Linked DNA regions of Homo sapiens: regions 1 and 3 are each linked to region 2. Evidence: read pairs that join two places in POLR2A ChIA-PET (ENCODE). Cell type or tissue: GM12878. All regions are shown on one strand.

What was found. ChIA-PET counts read pairs that join two places held together with the same protein. Peaks named below come from ENCODE experiments on the same cell type or tissue, not always from the same donor. Only the 100,000 strongest peaks of a DNase experiment are listed, where the experiment ranks them.
Region 1: POLR2A ChIA-PET joins it to region 2 with 5 read pairs; 6 of 35 experiments call an interaction of 5 or more read pairs at or near these places.
Region 3: POLR2A ChIA-PET joins it to region 2 with 5 read pairs; 2 of 35 experiments call an interaction of 5 or more read pairs at or near these places.

What each region holds. Positions count from the first base shown.
Region 1 is chr12:120,799,495-120,801,994 of GRCh38, forward strand. All of the region lies in intron 2 of SPPL3 (signal peptide peptidase like 3), which reads right to left. Among named protein-coding and RNA genes, the nearest start is that of ACADS, 75 kb to the left of the region's middle. In GM12878, no CTCF peak of the experiment used is centred here; a DNase peak (open chromatin) is centred at 1,307; H3K4me3 peaks cover 68 bases; H3K27ac peaks cover 2,500 bases.
Region 2 is chr12:120,849,865-120,852,364 of GRCh38, forward strand. The region is part of intron 1 of SPPL3 (signal peptide peptidase like 3); the gene reads right to left. Among named protein-coding and RNA genes, the nearest start is that of SPPL3, 53 kb to the right of the region's middle. In GM12878, no CTCF peak of the experiment used is centred here; no DNase peak of the experiment used is centred here; H3K4me3 peaks cover 441 bases; H3K27ac peaks cover 1,627 bases.
Region 3 is chr12:122,261,777-122,264,276 of GRCh38, forward strand. VPS33A (VPS33A core subunit of CORVET and HOPS complexes) reads right to left here. Exons shown (of 13, transcript NM_022916.6): 2 at 2,358-2,423; 3 at 1,796-1,923. Among named protein-coding and RNA genes, the nearest start is that of VPS33A, 3.5 kb to the right of the region's middle. In GM12878, no CTCF peak of the experiment used is centred here; no DNase peak of the experiment used is centred here.

The DNA of each region.
Region 1 (2,500 bases), 50 kb before region 2:
CCATTTTCTTAGCATCTAACTGACAAGAACTGCAGCAGGGACAGGAAAGCCTTAGGCAGGAATGAGGTACTATCAGATGGTGGGGGAGGGTGGAGGACTGGTAAGGAGAGCAAGCATTCTTCTAGTTCTCTGTGTAATTAGAAGACTTTGAACTTCTCACTGCCTCAAACAAGCTTAGCTAAAATCAAGCCTTGTTTGGTTGTTAGAAGCAGACCATGGGTCACCGCTGCACAAAACAGAAATGGGGCACAGTGAGTTAGTAGGGCCTTACCTATTAGCTCAAGCTGGGAAGATTCATATCTTCCAGCTTTATACAACAAGCTTAAAGGGCCTGGGCTTAGCAGATCCCATGCCACTATGACTGGGGTCCGGTAAAGTTACTCACACTGCACAGCTGACAGCAAACTTAAGCTGTTTAAATAAAGCCTTTGCAAAAGACTCTGCCTCCAAAGCTATCCAGGACTATTTTCAATTATAGGCCTTTAACTTAGCTTATTTGGTAATTTATTAAGTGCATAGACATCAGATTGCTAGGTTGGACCTAGAACAGTTCGCTGCATCTTCACAGAAGACTACTCTTCATTCTCTTCCATCTTGACCTGCCTTCACAATCTTGTTATTGCTATACAGTAACATAATATGATGTTAATATAACGTTATAAATATACATTCCATCCAAATTGTATCCTGGCTATTTGCAAGTCTAGGTACTGAAATCAATGTTTAGGTCAGGTGCGGTGGTTCATGCTTGTAATCCTAGCACTTCAGGAGGCTGAGGCTGGTGGATCACCTGAGGTTAGAAGTTCGAGACCAGCCTGGACAACATGGTGAAACCCCGTCTCTACTAAAAATACAAAAGCTAGCTGGGCCTGGTGGCGCACACCTGTAATCCCAGCTACTCAGGGGGCTGAGGTAAGAAAACTGCTTGAACCCGGGAGGTGGAGGTTGCAGTGAACTGAGATCACACCACTTCACTCCACCCTGGGCAAAAGAATGAAACTCAGTCTCAAAACAAAAAAACAAAAAACAAAACAAGAAAAAGAAATCAATGTTTAAATGATCAACAGAAGGACTTGAGCTATGGCTTTTTCATCACAGACAACCATTTACCATCACAGAAAAAAAATCCATCTAAATTATAGCATATTATATGCTATTTTTTTTTGTCTTTTCATCAACTATGACTGAACAGGAAGTAGTTATGGGTCAAGGTGTAGGAGGTCAACAAATGTCCAATTATTGATACTTACATAGAACCTACACTAAGAAAGAAAGACTAAGAACCTGGGCAGGAAGAAACAGTCTCTGACTCAGCAGCTGAGAACATCCAGGGGGTTAAAATGATGATAATAGTTAAGCTTGATTGAGCTCATACTGTCAGGCACTGCTAGGTGCTTTACAGGCAAGGTTTCTTTTGATTCACAGAAAAACTCCATGAGTGGGGTGACCACAAATTCCAGCTTATGCCTGCTGCCTTGGCAAAATTATGAAGGAAACAAAAATATTTCACCCAAAAATATACTTCTCTGACATATTTCAGATGGTTTTCAGAAGGGCTGGAAATACAAGAATAGCTGAGAGAAGCTGTGTGGGGCAGATTTGCATCTGTAGAGAAAATATGCATTGATGAGGTGGAGGCATTTCTCTGAGGCCCTACCTTGTCCAGACACAGGAAAGATTAATTGAGAGTCTGACACCTTAGAAGGTCAGAAAGAAACATATTCCATCTATTCTCTCTCAGGGCTGCGACCTGTGAGGTTTCATCTACATGACAGGACCACCTGTGCTAGCTGGGCCTCCTCTTCTCTCTCTCTCATAATCTGTCTCACCACCATAACCTGATTTACCACCATAACCTGTCTTGCCACACTCCAAGCCCTCATTCTTTCTGTAACCTCAAGGTGGTATAAAAGCATCAGCCATCTGGCCATTTTTTTTTTTTGAGATCTTATATTTTGTAAGACTTTTGTGCACATTAACAAATCTGTATGCCTTTTCTATTAATCTGCTATTTGTCAGTGGATTTTTCAGCGAGGATTCAGGGGGCACAGAGGAAGTTTTCCCTTGGCCCTGTTACACCAAGTAATGGGCTCACTGCTTGACGCGCTACATCTTTCCACATTAGTATATACTGCTTTTTTCTCATAAAAACAAACAAACAAAAAAACCTACAGAGTATTTCTCCCCAAGTAAACTTGATCTGGTATCATTTTTAGATAAGCTGCACATGAGCTGTCTTACTACAGAGAAATATTAAGACCAGCAGGCTTTATAGGTGAATGATATGGTTTAGCCTTGAACTGGGTAAGGTCCAGATGGCCACTGACCCTGTCAGCTAATTAGTGTCAGTTAGAATGACAACTCATCAACATTCTTCAACTTTAAATTGGGTGTAAGTATAAATTCCAGTTTGGTGTTTTGGTCACTTTGATGTACATTTCACATGAAGTTTATTACAGACACTATATCAAGAAGTATATTAATATTCTGTGAGTGCCTT
Region 2 (2,500 bases):
ACATAATTCTAGCGTGAAGTATTTCTACTGGAAAATCTGGGATTGACAGGATGTTGACAAGGACTCAGTAAAAATAACCATTCCTAACAGAGTGTGTAGATACAAACAGGCAGTCACTGGTCAGAAGTTTTCCTCAGCTGAGTCACCCGGCCATGGAAAACCCCAAGTTTGCACCTGAGAGGCTCTGAAATACTACCCTCTGGAGTGCAAATATAAAACACATTAGGCTTGGAGAAACTGTTCTAAAGCAACTTGTTGGACCAGCTAGATTTAGAAATATAATGGATGGTTGGTAAAAGGTAACTCTAGGGGCTGCCAAGGGAACTCAGTTCCAAAAACCCTTCCCATAAAATTAGGCTTTCCAGAGACACACATCTTAGATGTTCCAGAGGTTTATGAGTCCTCTCTGTTGCCCCTTTCAAATCTAAATACTTCCTCAAAGTCTCTAGAGCCATCTGTTAAGGCCAAAGTAAATCTCAACATGTCTACACCACAGAAGTTTATGCCGCATTGTAAGGAAGTCTAAAAGGCCAAATGAATGCACAGCTACTTGGGAGGCTGAGGTGGGAGGACTGCTTGAGCCCAAGAGTTCAAGACCAGCCTGGACAACATAGTGAGACCAGCCTTTAAAAAAAAAAAAAAAAAAAAACAAAAGCCAAATGCTGCTATTCTGGATTTCATACTGTGAAAAAGAATGAAAGAATGTTAGGTTTTTTGACAGTGGACGTTAGGGTTTTTCAAACACTTTCCCTTTTTAAATGTGAGTAACATCCTATATTAGTTTCCTACTGCTGCTGTAGAAATTACCACAAATACTGACTTTACACAAGCTTATTCTCATAGTTGCGGAGGTCATGAATCTGACATCGGTTTTATAGGGCTGGTTCCCTGTGAGGGCTCTGAGGGAAGAATGTGTCCTTGCCTTTTTCATCTTCTAGAGGACCACCTGCATTCCTTGGCTCACATTCCCTTCATCGATCACTACAACCTCTTGTTTCCATCGTCAAATCTGCTACCACTCACTCTGGTGTGCCCACCTCTTCCAAGGACCTGTGTGATTATATTGGGCCAACACAGATAATCCAGGATAATCTCATCTCAAAAATATTAATTTGATGCCATCTGCAAAGTCTCCTTTCCTATATTCATAGGTTCTAGAGATTAGGACATGGACATGTTTTAGGGGTCATTATTCAGCCTACCACACAATTACCAGATTTAAAATTCTATGAAGTATACTTACCTACAGTATCTCGTTTAGATACTTACCAGGTGTTATCATTCCTAATGAATGAGAACGCGAGTCTAGAAACTTCATTGCTTAGCCACAGTGATATAGTCAAAAAACTAGAACTCAAACTAGAGCATATGGCCCTAGAGACCATGTAGCAGCAGCACATACCACTTCTCCTCCACCAGGCTGCCTGTAAATCACTGGCCTTTGGCCTCTCATTTTCTCATACAGTTTTTTTTTAAAATCATACTCATAGTCCAAACTGCAATCTACCAAAAAAAGTAGCCCACATCAGAGATTCCTCAAATGTTCTCAGGTCATGGCTCCCTTAAAATCTCAGTCATTTTTTTTTTTGTGGCATACCTGAGGCCAAAAGAAATGCCTAATAGCTCTGTTCAGTCGAAGCAGTATTTGTGTCCTAATAGCTCAGGAGCTTCTGGGCACTCCACCACTTCTCAAATCTTAGAATCAGATGGGACACTGCCACTCTCGTTTCCTGTTTCACATTCTTTTTTGTTTTTTTGAGACAGGGTTTCACTCTGTCACCCAGGCAGGAGTGCAGTGGCGCAAACACGACTGACTGGAGCCTTGACCTCCCCGGGTCAGGTGATACTCCCAGCTCATCCTCCTGAGTAGCTGGGACTACAGGTGAGCGCTACCACACCTGGCTAATTTTTGCATTTTTTGTAGAGACAGGGTTTCACCACATTGCCTAGGCTGGACTTGAACTCCTGGGCTCAAGCGATCTGCCCGCCTCAGCCTCCCAAAGTGCTGGGATTACAGGCGTGAGCCACCGTACCTGGCCCGTTTCACACTGATTTTCAAACAGTACTGCTTTTATTTCACAGCAATGGCCAAAATCCCAGCTTTGCAAAGATATGGCATCATCAAAAGGAATTTAGTGATTTAATGCTGAATTGTGAACTACCTTAAGCTATTAGTTTGTATGATATCTAACAGATGTCATTGTGTTTCACTGAAGGTTAAAAATACTCTGTGATACCCACGAGTTTGAACCTGCAGGCCTGCGCTCCTCACATTACTGCTTGTACACTCCTGCTCTGACGAAAGTGTGCTCTCTGTTATGCAAAGTGCATAGCTGAAGCTCCATATAATGGGCTCAGACAAATAATTTAGGAAACTCCCAGTTTGTCATCGCACATAGTTACATGCCAATTTGACATTTTCTATTAAAGATATATATCTTTATTATATTTATATAATCATATATATTAATTTATATATACATATTTTACATATATGAAA
Region 3 (2,500 bases), 1.4 Mb after region 2:
CGGATCACGAGAACAGGAGGTGGAGACCAACCTGGCCAACACGAAGAAACCACGACTCTACTAAAAATACAAAAAATTAGCCGGGCATGGTGGCAGGCACCTGTAATCCCAGCTACTTGGGAGGCTGAGGCAGGAGAATCGCTTGAAACCGGGAGGCAGAGGTTGCAGTGAGCCGAGACCACGCCACTGCATTCCAGCCTGGGCAACACAGCGAGACTCCATCTCAAAATAAATAAATAAAAACTAAAACAAAAATATACAAAAATCAGCTGGGCATGGTGGTGTGTGCCTGTAATCTCAGCTACTTGGGAGGCTAAAGCAGGGGAATTGCTTGAACCCTGGAGGCAGAGGTTGCAGTGAGCAGAGATTCCACCACTGCACTCCAGCCTGGGCAACAGAGTGAGACTGTGTCTCAAAAAAATAACCAAAAACTGACTCAGACCCAACGTGTTACAGCTGTACCCACTCTCTCTCTCTTTCTTCCCCCTGACAGGAAAGCATCACTGAGTCCTGGCGAGTACATTTTAGCATTCTCTTAAACCATTTATGGGGCATTGAAGCTCTCAGGTTGATTGAAATAGGATATCTGTGTCTCAATAAAAACAAATGGTTCTTCAACCAAAGCAATGCAGCCACAAAGAGTCTTAAATTAAAATGAAAGATCACTTTTGACTCCCACTCCTACTCTCCTTGACAGAGAACTTCCAAAAATAGCCCATATGCTTTTAAGATTTTAGGGGCTGCAACAATCAATTGTACCACAGAGTGCAGACTCGGCTGGGAGCACTTCCTCTATAGACTGGATGCTATATTAAAATTTAATCAGCTTTTTTTTTTTTTTTGCTTATGAAATTCAAGTACATGCAGTATATTTAAAAATAACTGCTGGAGGTTTATTTTTTTAAACTAGGGCCCTTTTTACTGACACAGGTTTAAGCTTTTGGCTATCTTTAAAGAATGGGTAGCTTTTGGCTATCTTGAAAGAATGGGTAGATAGGATGATCCTCCTCTCCAACTGCTGACAACAACTTCCTAAGTTTCTCATCCTCTCTATTTTTAATTTTTGGGGGGTACATAGCAGGCGCATGTATTTATGGGGTCCATGAGATGTTTTGATGTGGGCATGCAATGTGAAATAAGCACATCACGGAGAATGGGGGGACACATCCTCTCAAGCACTTACTCTTTGAGTTACAAAACAATCCAATTACACTCTTTTTTTTTTTTTTTTTTTGAGACGGAGTCTCCCTCTGTTGCCCAGGCTGGAGTGCAGTGGCGCGATCTCAGCTCACTGCAACCTCTGCCTCCCGGGTTCAACAGACTATCATGCCTCAGTCTCCCGAGTAGCTGGGACTACAGGCACAGGCCACCAAACCTGGCTAATTTTTGTATTTTTAGTAGAGACGGGGTTTCACTATGTTGGCCAGGCTGGTCTCGAACCCCTGACCTCAAGTGATCCACCCGCCTTGGCCTCCCAAAATGCTGGGATTACAAGTGTGAGCCACCATGCCCAGTCTCACTTTTTAAGTTTAAAAATACGTAATTATTATTAACTATAGTCACCCTGTTGTGCTATCAAATAGTAGGTCTTATTCTATTTTTTGTTGTACCCATTAACTATCTCCACCTCCCCCCAGCCCCCATCTTCTCTTTTATATTCTTCCATGCCTATCTCAGTTTTCCAAAAGACCACCTTGCACTGGCAAGAGTGAGGGTCTTCCATGAGAAGGAGCTCATAAATTAAAAGCATTATAAGAACCAAACTCTTTTGGATCAAACACAAGCTCTGAGATACCTGAGCACGTTTTCAGCGATTATATCCATCAACTCTAGCCTGGGTCTGACAAAAAAAATTATATTCTTCACATCAGCTGCCGGCAAACGATTTCCTTTAAGTGTGAACATTTTTTCCACTTCATGTTCCTAGGCAAACACATACACAAAAGGTTAACAAGAAGACTGAAATTTACCTATAATTTTCAGACTCAGAAATCATAAATACCCCCAATCAAGTGCACATTAATATTTTAATATCAAAATTTAGATTCCCTCAAAGCCAAATACATAAAGGACAAAGTTTCAGTAGAAAGCCACTGTTACTGCATCAGCATTCAAATGACTCTTACATGATGATGAACTATCAAAGACACCAGGAAATGGTCACATAATATAATGCTAGAATCAGTATAGAATCACTGGCCAATGGATACAAAATGTTAATCGGGCACTAGTATTAGTGTTTATAAAGACCAAACAGCTTTGCAAACCAATGATTCAGGAAGAAATATAAAATCCTATTGTAACTGCTAAAGTACAGAATTATTAATCCCCTAACAAAACCCAAATAGCTCATTTACCTTCAATAGTGAATACTGTGCAATCAGGCCAAAGGGTCCAGTTAGGTATTCATCCCAAACTATTGCCTGTAAGAGGGGAGAAACATTCTCTTATTATAGTTAATATCAGGAATTTTAACAATACCAATAAAAAATAGCCTAAC